Regions from separate parts of the Homo sapiens genome. Here region 1 is linked to region 2. A link is a contact called in ENCODE Hi-C or POLR2A ChIA-PET data. All regions are on one chromosome and are shown on one strand. The core of a region is the stretch at or near the end of the contact, and the rest is flanking DNA. Distances in the headings are between cores, read along the strand shown. Region 1 overlaps LOC105376214 (a long non-coding RNA gene). Region 2 overlaps LOC105376208 (a long non-coding RNA gene).

Region 1 (6,703 bases), core at 2,223-4,722, 360 kb after region 2:
AAAGATAAATATTGGTAAATATTTATTAAATATATAAATATAAATATATACATATATAATGGATGCATATCATATACTAAGTATACAATATACTATATATAAGTATATATTATATATATAGTATACAAAGTACATGTTATACAACTATATATTAAATATATAAAATAAGCATATGTTGTATATAAAGTATATTTATATATATTGTATATTATATATTTATATAGTATCTATTATACATTTTTATACAAATATACATATATGTGTGACAGATTACATTTAGCTTTAAATGTAGCCCCAGAATGAAAACTGTAGGGGGTGTTCAATTCAAGCTAAGTCCTTCCAACAGTTACAATTGTGCATAAAGGGAACAGCCTTCCTGGGGCAGGAAGGGTTAGAGATGCACGTGATAGACCCCATGGCCTCCTGGTAGGATTCCAGAATGAGCACACCAGCATTGGCAGGGGCTGGCCTAGCTGTCCTCTGAGGCCCTGAATTGTGTGAGAGTGGGAGGGCTTTGAAGAAATCATTGTGCATGAGAATATGAAGTGACTGGAGAGATCTCATTCACCCTGACAGAAATGAAATACAAACAAGAACGTGCTAACGCTTTGATAGAGGGGGCATTCGTGAACACTGTGAAATAGTTGGCCTAAAATATATAGATGCATGCTTTCCCTCACAATGGCATTTTTCACAGGGACAAATGAATAGATTCTAAGGTTCAACATGGGTTCTAATATTTCCCAGCATTTGATCATTAAGAGAGTGAAGCAGATAAGTTTATTTTGTTGGCGCTGAAGTCATACTGCGTTGAAATCTTGCCTCCAGAATTTACTTTATATGGAACCTTGAAGAAGTTATTGACATTGGTAGGTTATATTTGTTCAGTATGTTCACTGGACTTTCCCTACCAAAGAATCTTACTACTTGCCTCATTAATGTCAGACTTGGCCATGTTATTTGCATTGGGCAGTGAAATTGAGATGAAATAAGTGTCAATGTGTCATTTCTCAATGTGTAGCTTTAGGAGCCATTGCATGTTTTAGCTGCAAACTATTCCACCTGCCAAAAGACAGCTAGGTTACATATAAGAGCAACTCTTTGAATGTGAAAGAGAAAAGAAGTGATGTTAACCTATGATGCACAAATAACATGAGAGGGAAATAAAGCTTTACTGTTGTATGTCAGTGAGATCTGGGGCTGTTTGTTACTATAGCCTAACTTAGCTTATACTGTTTAATATGCTATTTAAGAAACCACTCTCAGATTTCCTTTCTTTAATATAGGAATAATGTAAATATATATTTTAGAAAACTGTCGGAGAAAATGAATTAATTCATGCAAAACATCTGGAACAGAATCTGGCACAGGGTGAGCACTAAATAAATGTTACTTATCATTATACCTAAACTACCCCAAAAATTCTGAAATTAATGCCCACAATTTCTCAGTACACATGTTGTAATTATTGCCAGACATGCCAGTAATAATCATCAGGAACAAAGAAGATCCCACCAGTATATTAATTTAGCAAGACAGTCCTGAATCAGCTTTCACAAAAGACATTTTATTGCTCAGATAACGTGTGAAGGCAAGGTGTACGAACACTATGCTGGGAGTGAGGAAAATTTGGTATTAGTACCTCCCACTTTCTGGGTTAATTTCCTCCTCTTTAACTAAGGATGTTGCACTAGATGGTGTCTAATGCCCTGGCAACTTATATGTCCAATGTCATTCTAGCAGAATACATTTCAGCATTACAAACAACACATTCAGAGAATGAAATCGTAGAAGGCAGCCCTGGCATGCATTTGTTTATTCCAGCTCAGCAGTGGTGGGAATTTGAATTCCAGGTGTCCAAGCAAAGTTCTGGAGCCCAGAAAGACTCTGGAGCACACCCAGGAGATGCCCCTGCTTTCATGGGCTCCCAAGACTTGCAGGGGTTCGCAAGCAAGGAGCCAGGCCTTTGTATTCTAACTTCATCTGCATTCTGTGGCCAAGTCTTCTGGGAACTCTGACTGGCATGTTTGACAAACATATTCCCCTCGTTTGTATCCCCAAAGCACTGGCATGCGGGTAATAATCCAACACCTGCCGCAGAGGGGCAGATCAAACTGAAAAGGCCCCTGACTTCTCTAATTTTTATCACTGGGATTTCACAGTCAGTCTGTAAGAGTTCACATAATAGCTGAGTGGCGAGTTTTTAGCCACACTTTCACTTAATTTTTAAAAATTTTCCTTAAGAACTTCAATTTAAAAGAAATACAACACCCTATGCTGCTAAGTTTGTAGTAAAAAAAGAAGAAAAAAGGGCTTAGGAAAGCACTGCTGGTGGCAGTGTAAATTGATAAAAAATTTTTTGGAAAGGGGTTTTATAATACCTACCAAGAACAGCAAAATACTTCATTTCATTAGACCAAGTGACTCAACTCCAGGAAATTTATTTTAAGGATCAAGTTCCCTAAAAGTGTAAGTGTGAGGTAGAGGAAACAAAATACAAAACTAAATTTGTCACCTTCCATACTGGTGAAAAACTAGAAACAACTTTAAAGTCCTCAAATAAACCAGTTAAATAAATTGTGCTATATCCCCTCAACTGAATTTGAGACCGCAAATACAATTATAATTTAAAATATTACGCATTCCTGGGAAAAGGTCTATGACACAGAGTTAAGGGGGAAAAGCAGAAATACCATGTCTCTGTATGAAAAAGGAACACACAGTTAACATGCTCGATGTATTAGAATGGAAAAATAATTTGTAATTCTTCCATCTTATTTATTTATTTCTGGCATGGTTATGCTATTGAATATTCAAGAAATAAATCTTTATAGGTAGAAAAGGTCAGAGAAGGGTCTTAAATTCATTTGGTTCTTTTTTTTTCTACCCTCTTAATAACTTGTACTATACTGTGTATTCTCTGTTGGGGAAATATATTTTAGTACTGTACATGAAGTATTATAGACCTATAGGGTTTTAAAAATATATTTGGTGTTTTTGAAAGAGAGAGCATATTGAATTCATGAATTTATTTGTACTTCCAGTTTAATTGCAATGCAGTTTGAGTATTTTTTTAAAATCCCAAGCCAAGGCAAACTGGCCATAATTTACAAAATGTATAACAACCATTTTCATTTTTCACTTCTAAAGTCAATACTTGTATAAAAAGAAGCCTGGGAAACATCACACAGGCAGAAGGAATCATCAAAACACGGCAAAGTGTGTTGTATTATCCTGGGGTGACCATTAGTTTCTATCTGCTGTGAAGAAGGCATCTTTGCCAAAAGCAATTTCACTGACCAAGATATCAGCACAGGGCATTGCTTTTCCAGAGAGTCTTATTTAGCCAGTGCAATTCAAGACCCTCTTTTCCCTTTTCTGCCAACTCCCACTTCCTGAAACCAATCCTCAGTTTCACTTTGGAGATGAGATTCCCATTCTCTCTGCTAAGAAACTCATGAGAGCAAGGCTTTTATCTTTGAAGGAACGTGCCTGTGCGGGAAGCCAACACCCATCAGACTAACAGTGACTCAGGTCTATTAAATATGGTAACACTCAGAGAAGGCGTGGCATAGGGGGAGAACTTTCTGGGTTACATAGTCAGGGTTGTGAAGGAAAGGGGGTTAAGATTGCGGTTTATCTCATTGCTTGGTTTCACAACCTTGACCAATGTCACTTATGTTCTCTGACCCTTGGTTTCCTCTTTCATCAAAGAGTGATAATAAACCCCATTTCAACCAAGTTACCATGATGATTGACCAAGATAACACATGCAAAGCATCTGACAGATAGTAGACACTCAGTAAACAGTATCAATTGTTATTATCTCAAGTATTTCATTTAGCAAACATAACTAGGGCAATCTACCTCTTAATATGTAAACCAACTCTAATGATCAATAAAAGGTCAACTGTATCATTGCTCCATTGCTCCATTCTGATTTTTTCCAAGTAATTTTCACTGAACAGCACCTATTTATATAATGTACATATGTTTGAAATTGCAAGGGTGAATAGATAGAGAAGGGGGAGAAGAAATACTAAGAGAGGAAGCATGGGCTAGGTAGTTTATAATTTATCAATATAAGAAGACACATAACAATTTCTATTTTCAAAAATATCATCATAAAACTAAATAAATACCAGTTTATTTGAGACTTGAAGAAATATTTTTGTTGGTTTTGTGGCACTTAATACTTTCAGGTGTTATTTAATTTTGGCATTTGAATGCTAAATCTTTTCAAGACAAATGATTGATGTATCTACTAGTTTTACAGTGAATATATTTCAGCTGTCCATCATTCAGCTCTTCTGACAACTGGGGTCTGTGGGCAGGGGCCAAGGGAAGAATTTCCCATCGTGCATTTTCTTGGTAGTAAATGAAAGGTACTCTCCTCTCCCTTCCTTGGTAGCAAGGGTGCATGCAGATAATCTAGATTGAGCCAAGGACACATTCCACCTAGGAGATTAGAATCAGAAGCAAGAGGTGCCAAAAAAGAAGCAAAGTTGGAACTGACTGTGGTAGCATGCAGCAGCCATGGTGTCCAATGTCAGTGCCCCGTAGTGGCTGCAATGATGGACAGTCCAAAGCAATGTCTAACAGCAGTGGAAACCAAGTGTCACCAGCTGCAGTGGTGTCCAGCAGCAGTGCTTACTTACTCTTGATAAGTAAGATGTGTGGTACTGGTCTAAGGACCTATTGCTGCCTGGCTTCCAGATGTTCTTTGAATCTTGCCTATGCTCCAAAACTACCTCTGCAAGTTTCTACCAATTATAAAAATTATCTTTTTTCCTCCCCAAGTGAGTTAGATACTCTTGCTTGCAACCAAAAGGTCTGGCCAGCACACGATTTTTCTCCCTGTGAACTGTCTCTAACACCCCGTGTCTTATTCCCTATGGGATCCTGCCTAATCCAGATTCCATATATATATATATATATATAAAATTATATATATGTGTGTGTGTGTATATATATATATATAATTATATATATACGTGTGTGTGTGTGTGTCTGTGTGTGTGTGTGTGTGTGTGTGTGTGTGTGTGTGTGTATATATATACACTCTCCATCCAGGTCTCAGACTTCAGTCTTTATTGGTCTCTCCTCTTGAAAACTGCCAGAATTAAGGACCTCACTTAAAGAGGAGTTGAAATGGATGATTAATTTTATATGTTGATGTTTAACTGTGTTCATGCTTCTCGTAGACCTAACAGCCTGTTTGGCCCTGTATCTCTTCACTTATATTGCTGTGTTTTGTCTCTGCCCATCTGTTCACAGTTCTTAATTTATACTTATACATAACATGTTTGGTGTATGCTAGGGCTAAATTGTGTACACTAGGGCTAATGCCAAATTCTTTTAGGGCATTGAATGCACACATTTATCATACATTTGTAAACACAGTCCTCATAACTTTTGGGTTGGTTTCCTTTCATTTTTTCAGAATTCAGCCATTGTGCAGTACCCACCCAGTGTAGTCACTCTGCCAGAAATGAGCTGAGGGTCTGTCCCAGTCAACAAACACAAAAACCACAATTCAAAATGATTGACATGAAGATCCATGTAACGGCCTTTTAGGAATGCAACTGGGTTTAATGTAGTGAAAATGACTCTTAGAGACTTCCTCTTCCTTAATTTTCTACCCTATTTTATAAACTGGGAACTACCATCCATTCACAAACATTAGGAAGTAGTCCCTCTACCCTTGATTCTGTATCTCCAACACCCAACCCATCCTCAGAAAGTAGAAAAGATTTCTCTGAGCAGTTTCGGCTTTTCTGTCTCTTTTCGGGGGGTGGGGGGGGGGTGTATGTGTGTGTTTATTGCTTTGCATCTGCCTCCCAGTGGAAGCACACCTGGATCAGAGCCCTGAGTCAGTTCTGGAGACCAACATCTCTCTGTTCTTATTCAGAGGCCTTTCAGGTGTGAGGGGCCATGCTTCCTTGAGGCTAAGCTGTCTTGTTAACTAACCCTGTTTACTGTACTAGGGCAGCTCATTCCAAAGTCTAGATGTAGGGAAAAGTAGAAGAAAGCCTGTTCAAGCTACATTCTCTCACCCAACATTACTAGTAAGAGAAAATGATTTTGATCTCCATCTCTCTGACTTCTCTATTTCCCAACTGGTTTCAAACACAATGTGTGTATACGCATCCCCAGTGAGGTTACAAGAGGTGTAGTGAAAGATGCAAGTAGCTTCCATGCATTAACCCTACTGTAGGTAGAACTGTATAGAAGTCGCTTCAAACTAAAAGAGAAAAAAATAAAAGTAAAGGTTAATGTATTCTATTTTCTCTGTAATGCCACAAATTTTATTCTATTTCCCTGCATCATTTGGGCTGCAAGATGGCTTTCCTCATACAGTATGCATTACATTGCTTATTTGACATTTACTTAGAACCTACTCTGCACCAGGCTGAGAGGTGGACACCGGAGTAATCCCTCAGAATGCAAGAATGAATGCAAGTGGCAAGGGATGGGGCTGGGAGGGAAGGGGTCACATTAAGAAGGACCTTAAGTAAAGTGCTAAGGAATTTTGGCATGACCCGAAAGCTAATAGTTACTTGATATCTCAGCCACCCACTTATCAAAGAAAGTCTGTGACCTGGGGTGGTGGCGGGGTCGGGGGGGTGGTGGCTCCAAACTGATTCTTAGAGCCCTAGGACTTCATAGATGGCACTTAGGGGTCAGTCACTATGAGGGAAAC
Region 2 (7,316 bases), core at 4,359-6,858:
TACTGTTGATAGGCATTTGGTTACCATGCATAATGCTGTTGTGAACATTCTAATGTGTGTCTTTTTGTGCATGTGTGACCACATTTCTATTGGGTAGATACAGGAGTGAAATTGCTTGGAGAGGTGAATTTGAACTGAATTTAACTTTCCAAAAAGGGTAGGGGGAAGCTATTGCAGCAGAGGGCAGTGTCTGTGCACAGGCATATAGTTCAAAAGGGCGAGAAACATCTGGGGAACAGAATGACTCAGTGGGTTGGGCATATGGTGCCCATGAAGCCTGAGCAATGGGATGCTCTCTCTTCTGGGATGACCCGCCTTTCCCTCCTCACCTCTAACTCCTTGTTCTTCAGTCATTTCTAGAGCAGCTTTGAGTTCACCATTTCCTGGAGCTTTCAGCTGTCTTGAGTTAGTTGCCTCTGTCTGGGTAGTTACCAGAGTTTCTATAGCCTGCTATGATTCTAGTTAACACAGCACTGCCCCCACCATGCTGGCCTTGTCTGATGACCCACCTGTCTCCTCATTAGGCTGTGAGTTCCTTGAAAGGCAGAGCAGGGTTGGCTCAGTGTCATCGCTTTGTACCTTGGACCCACTCTGTCCTATCTCTGTCCTGCTCTCTGTCTATGAAGCTGACCTCTCTGGACTGCATCAAGAGGCACGCCCTTCCTTTGCTTCTGACTTTGGCCAAAGAAGAAGCCTTCTCAGAAAACCAGAGGTAGAGATGAGAGTGAAAGCAGGTGATCTTTCCCAAAGTGCCTGGTCTGCAGGGTTATCTTGAGTTGACTGCATTCCCAACAGAAGGTTGTAGTTTCTCTCCAGGTAGGAGAAGTCCCTCTTCAGGTCTAGAGATACAAAAGTCCCAAAATTTCTAGGCTCAAAGTACTGCACTATGTTTGTGGTTCTCCTACCATTCAACCAACCCTGCTCAAATTGTCTTAATTTGTATGTGCCATCTGCTGGGGCCCTAACTGAGGCATGCATTTTATTCATCTCCATATCCATTTAGCACACTGCTTGGTACATGCTAGGGATCAAGGAAGGTTTATTGATTAAGTAAATAGGGAAGTGAGAGAGGCTGAAGATGTAGAAGCTGACCAGTAGCCAATAGTGAAGAACCTTGGATATCCTTTTGTGAAGTTTAGAGTTTAATCCTTAAGACCAGGTGTTGCAACTTCAAGTATTGTAGGGGCCAGGCAGTGGAGGTGGAATTGTGGCATAGTAGGAAGTAAGTTATGTCTCTTTTATACTTCTGCTACTCAGCATCAGCACATTAATGCTCTGCAAGAATTTGGACCTGGAATGGCCATATCTTCTGATTTTTTGAGAAATCAGAAATCAGAATTTTAAGTGGGCTGCCAAGTTTTAAATGTTGTCAATATTTAACATTTAAAAATACTTCATACTGGCAAACAAACATGTGGCTGCCAATTTGTAAGCTCTCTGTAGCCAGTAGGGACCCACTGGACAGTGTGAAGACAGAGAGATGGTCAGATATTGCATAGTGCCATGAAAAAGATATCCCCAGTGGATGAGCTGCAGAGACCAAGGGCCTTTGATCTCCGTTTCTGAAGTGGTTCGAATGTGCTGAGAGGTGCTTACACTGAGAACGTGAATCTTTCTCCATGACGGATAATTTTTTAAATCAGTTTTTAATTCTAAAAATAGTGTTTGGTGGATTTCTCCACTTTAGTCAGGTTCCCAGCCACTTTCTCTATTTCTGCTTCAAGCTAGGAGCTCTGAGTTCTTTTGGGTTTTATCAAATTATACACTGTGCAAAGGCATCATTTCACCAACAGATGGACTTAATGTGCATGAAAATACATGCCTTTTAAAGAAACTAAATTAGTAGTTCCACTTCTTTCCCCTTTTATTAAAGACAGAGTTCTAGGAGAGCTCTCTGCTATAAAGTCAGACTTTATAGACATCAGCAAAATGAGATTTATTTGGATAGAAATTGGACGGAACATCAGAGAAGTCTTTTGCAACAGTGAACCTGCAGGTTTCAAGTAGAGATTAGGAGGATGCTGGCCCCTGGATCCAGACTGGTTTAAAAAACAGAAGAGGGAGAAGAAAAGCTTTCAAATCTAACTCTTTAAGAGTTGAAGTTTCCCTTGAAAGAATGGGTTGATGCCTTCCTTCCATAAGAGGCAAAATGGCATGAAGACTGTGGAAGTTAAATGACGCAGGAAGGTGCCATCCATGGAGCACAGGAACTGGAACACAAAGACCTGGGTTCTGGTCCCAGCTTTATCACTAACCCCTCCTGGCTCATCTCACAAGTCCCCTCTCCTCTCAGACTCTCTGGTTTCTCATTTAGGATGTGGAATCTGTCTACCCCATAGCATTATAGTGAGAGAAGTAAAATAAATGGTGTAAAGAAAAGCACCTTTATTTCCATGCTTTTATTGTTTATGTATCTACTTATTTATTATAATGATATGAACAATAATGAGCACATTCTCACTATGAATTTCAGACAATGTGCCATCAATGCAAAAGCTCTCTTTGTTTTCCCTTTGTTCCAATCCCAGAATGATTACCAGTAATTATTAGCAGTTTGATATGTATGTGTCCCTGAATTTTTGTATAAAATTATATACATATAGACATACAATGCTTTTTTATCAATTAAGTAACATTATGCTATACATACCACATGTTTTGTTCTACTAAGTAAAACATTCTATGTCAGAATATACAAATCAGCCACATTCTTTTGGAAGGTTTCAAGGATGCCATAGTTTGGATGCACCATGATCCTTTTACCCATTCCCTAGGAATGGGTATTATGGTGCTTCTAATATTTCGCTGTTACCAGAAAACGCAGTCGATGTTTTTCATACCCATGTGAAACTATTTCCCTTGGGTAGGTATTAAGAACTAAAACTACTTGGTCAAAGAGAATACACATTTAAAATTTTTATAGATACTGCCAAATTGCCCTCCACACAGTCTGCTGATATGTGATCCTACAAGAAGTATTTAGGAGCATTCCTTTCACCTCTCCCTTCCTGACACTGGGATAGTATTAGTCTTTTAATTTTTACCCATCTAATGAGTGAAAAATAGAATTTTGCTGTCATTTTAATTAGCACTTTCCAGATAACTAGCGAGGCTGGTAGCTTTTCAGACCTTTACTGGTTATCTCTAAAGATGAGTATCTTGCTATGTGTTAGAATAGCTAACATAAAAAGCATGGCTGTAGTAGAAAGAATGGTGTATGTGAGAGAGAGATTGGCTCACGTTCTAGCTCTTGCATTCATAAGATTGGTGGCTTTTGGCAAGTTACTTCACTTTTTCAGGCTTTAGTGTTCCCATCTGTAAAATGGGAAACATACTGTTATAGACTGAATTTTTGTGTCCTCCCAAATTCATATGTTGAAGTCCTGACCCTCAATGTGATGGTATTTGGAGATAGGGCCTTTAGGAGGTACTTAGGTATAGACAAACGAAGCCATGTACAAACCAGGAAGAGGGCTCTCACCTGAAACCAAATTGGCTGGCACCTTGATCTTGGACTTCCCAGCCTCCAGAGCTATGAGAAACAACTTTCTGTTGTTGAAGTCACCCAGGCTAAAACATTTTGTTATGGCACCCTGAGCCAGCTAAGACACATATTATATCACCAATCCCTTGACTGAGGATTGTTATGAGAATTAAACGTGAATGTGCATGGAAACTTTTTTTGTGATAGTGTATTAGTCTGAGTTCTATAGAGAGAGCTGATGGTATAGTGCAGTCTGAGTCCAGAGGTCTGAGACCGAGGAGAGCTGATGGTATAAGTTCCAGTCCAAGTCTGAGTCTGAAGGCAGAAGTCCTGTGTTCCAGCTTGAAGACAATCAGGCAAATTTTGTTCTGTTCAATTCAGGGCTTTGACAGGTTGGATGAGGCCTAAGGGCAATCTGCTTTACTTAGTCTACTAATTCAAATGTTAGTCTTATCTAGAAAATCCCTCACAGATAAGCACAGAATAATGTTTAACCAAAGATCTGAGTACCCCATGGTCCAGTTAAGTTGACTCATGAGATTAGCCATCACATCTAGACAAAGATACAGATTTTGTTGTTGTTCATTTAACCTGCTGGGGAAAGAGTGATTTCTAATCTTCATCCCCTCATCATTCTTTCCTTATTTAGTATGCACTGATAGTCAATGATTGTGTAGCTGTTGAAAAGTACATTACTATTAAAAAGTTGAGTCTGCCGGGAGCAGTGGCTCATGCCTGTAATCCCAGCACTTTTGGAGGTCGAGGCAGGCGGATCACGAGGTCAGAAGATTGAGACAATCCTGGCCAACATGGTGAAACCCCGTCTCTACTAAAATACAAAAAATTAGCCGGGCGTGGTGGCACATGCCTGTAGTCCCAGCTACTTGGGAGACAGAGGCAGAGGAATTGCTTGAACCTGGGAGGTGGAGGTTGCAGTGAGCTGAGATCGCACCACTGCACTCCAGCCTGGTGACAGAGAAAGACTCCGTCTCAAAAAAAAAAAAATAAGTTGAGTCAAACATTTTCTGTTTTGCCTTTATTAGTGGTGAAGTTTATTTTGCCTTTATTAGTGGTGAAGCTTTGGGATGGATTTGGACAAAATCTCCAGATGTGAGTGCCATTTTTTTTGCTCTTCTTCCTAATGCACAAGTATCTGACCCAACACTTCCTCTGTAAAGAGACCCCAGAAGTTCCCTTCCAAAGGCAATGCACAGGTAGAGTCTCCTATTGGCTCATGGGTATATCTTGTTCTAGATACTCTCTCTTCTCTCAGACTAGCTTGCTGATCATCACTTGCCCAATCTCTTGAAAGCTTCTTGAGACAGAGGAGTTACCTTATTCATCTTTGCAATTCCCAAAGGGCCTAGTATTAGTCAGCCAGTAGGGGCTCCAGAATTATTGGCTGAATCCTGATGATATAGAAGCGGACATTCTGCCTGACCTAGTTGTGTGTATTTTCTCCTGTGAATTTAAACAGATGAGATATTAGAGCAGTGGCTCTAAGCAGCTTCAAAACTGTAGCTGCATAAAGAAACACCTGCAAAGTTTGTAAAATTCTCAGTGCCCAGCATGCACCCAGGACCAATTAAGTCAAAATGTTGGAGAGTTAGACTCAGGCATTCTTGCTTTTTAAAGCTTCTCAGTTGATTCTAACTTTCACCCTCTGCCGTAGAGGTTAGGTTGGTTCTTCTCCAGGCTGTGGGTTATCAGCCTAAGAAGATTTTGCACACTGTCTACCAGATAATCTCTTGCTATAATAATGTCCTTAGAAGGAAAACTTTGTAATTTTTTTTTTTTTACTGTTCTCCAAACTTCTATCCTGAAAAACTTTGTAATTTTATAAAGAGTCAACTCATAATAGCAATAGTGATTTTACTGCAGTCCAAAGTTCAAAAGTTGTATTTCAGAAATGAGGCCTTAATCCAAAGGCGAACAATATTTGGCAGAACAAGGCAGTAAAAATTTACCAGCAAGCAAGTAAATAAAGAACCTAAGAGTCATAGAGCACATAGCAATAAAGAAATGTTAGCCTAGTTGCCTTTTACCAAAGACTAGCCCTCAAACCAACATTGCTATTAATCTGTCACTATCTGGAGAAGCTGGCCTGGTGGTTTGTCACAGATTAGATTGTGCAAAAAAGCTATCAGCCTGCTGTTGAGCCAGAAGGCAGTTAGAAGAGGTATGGAAGAGGAAGAAGGAAGATTGCTGCTAGTAAAATCCCGCTCTGGCTCCCTCAAACTGATTGGATTCATTTAGAAAGAGTATTCAATCTCCTGTGCAGAATTACTGAAATTACATTTTGTATTTGCATTACCTTTGAACTATATGTTCTGTAGCTTGTACATGCATATGCATTTCATTCTTACTAGAACAGTATAAGTGGTGCACAAAACTAACTCAATTGTTTTAAATTCACTTCTTGATATGTGAACATTCTACCAATGCTGTCTACCTTTGGCTCACTGATGAGTAAAGATGGCCTAAAAGGAAACCAGGCTAAATGATTGCCCGAAACAGGAAAGTAACACAAGCAAGAAAACATATGACAGGGCTTGTTGGCCATTTGAAGTTAAGTTCTGCTTTCAATAAAAAGTATGGTCTCTTAGGACGGCCAGTGCCCCCAGCCCCCGACCCCCTGGCTTACCTAGTTCTAGAAATAACACTCTTACCTCATACTTGTTTGAACCTCACTGAACTTCTACATGCTGTGGGTCTGCTGGAATTTTGTGCTCACGAGGCGTGGTTGGCACTCCATGTGAATATGGCAGCAGGGAACAGGGGGCACACAGATTGCCTGAATCTATTCTGGTAACCTGTATGTTCCCATGTTCCATCAGATTTTGCTTAGAAAACACATATTCAAAGCTCAAACTATTAAGAATTTCAAGATGGTGCCAACAAAGCATTAAACCAAACATGGGGCCCTTCTGAGTGAGGGTTCTCTGGGGCTGCCCAGGTTGCACTGCTATGAAGCTGGCCCTGAGGACAGTGAAGGAAAATGCACTGCAGATGAAGCGATTGCAGCATTTCAGAAAGGATTTGGCAATTTGTGTGATATTCATACCTAATAGACTCATACTCCATTTCTGGGGATGTATCTCAATGTTCTAATTAAAGCTTTACTTTCAAAGTTGCTCATGACAGAATTGCCATGAGAGAAGTGAACAACCAGTTATAACCTAAATATATAGTTTAAAAAGATTAATTAAATAAATATTTCTTTGATAAAGTATTATGCATCCAGTAAAACCCATGGAGACTGTGTCAACGCATGATGATATGGTTAGGTTTCGTGTCCCCACCCAAATCTCATCTTGAATTATAGTCCCCATAATTCCCATAATCCCCACATTTCAAGGGAGAGATCAGGTGGAGGTAATTGGATCATGGTTTCCCCCATGCTGTTCTTGTGATAGTGAGTGCGTTCTCACAAGATCTGATGGTTTTATAAGGGCCTCTTTACCCTTTGCTTAGCACTTCTCCTTCTTGCTGCCTTGTGAAGAAGGTGCCTTGTTTCTCCCTTGCCTTCCACCATGATTGTAAGTTTCCTGAGGTCTCCCCAGCCATGCTGAACTGTGAGTCAATTAAACCTCTTTCCTTTATAAATTACCCAGTCTTGGGCAGTTTTTTACAGCAGTATGAAAATGGAAGAATACACATGAGAAAATGTGTCTGCTTAAATGTTAGTGGAAAACAAAAAGATGTACTATTTCATGCTACATACTCTGATTTCATATTTATATATTTGAAATAATATTATATAGATTATATATGTAAAATATGTATCTGTATCTTCAAGTAAATGTTAGTCAAATACTTCACAGTCTTTGCA

What was found. Hi-C counts contacts between places; a loop is a spot of excess contacts on that map. ChIA-PET counts read pairs that join two places held with the same protein, here RNA polymerase II (POLR2A). Pooled maps may share reads with other maps.
Region 1: a loop to region 2 is called in a map of PC-3, with 22 times the contacts of the local background. The contact joins two enhancer-like sites. A Hi-C loop is called at or near these places in 2 of 168 maps with a recorded cell type or tissue (Caco-2 and PC-3) and 1 of 50 pooled maps. POLR2A ChIA-PET finds 5 or more read pairs at or near these places in 1 of 52 experiments (CD8-positive, alpha-beta T cell).

What each region holds. Positions count from the first base shown.
Region 1 is chr9:108,153,164-108,159,866 of GRCh38, forward strand. All of the region lies in intron 4 of LOC105376214 (a long non-coding RNA gene), which reads right to left. Among named protein-coding and RNA genes, the nearest start is that of KLF4, 670 kb to the left of the region's middle. Within about 2 kb of position 3,473, at least 4 of the 41 ENCODE cell types and tissues checked have a DNase peak (open chromatin) inside an H3K27ac peak, as active enhancers do.
Region 2 is chr9:107,788,908-107,796,223 of GRCh38, forward strand. The region is part of intron 2 of LOC105376208 (a long non-coding RNA gene); the gene reads left to right. The region is part of intron 2 of LOC105376209 (a long non-coding RNA gene); the gene reads right to left. Among named protein-coding and RNA genes, the nearest start is that of KLF4, 300 kb to the left of the region's middle. Within about 2 kb of position 5,609, at least 2 of the 41 ENCODE cell types and tissues checked have a DNase peak (open chromatin) inside an H3K27ac peak, as active enhancers do.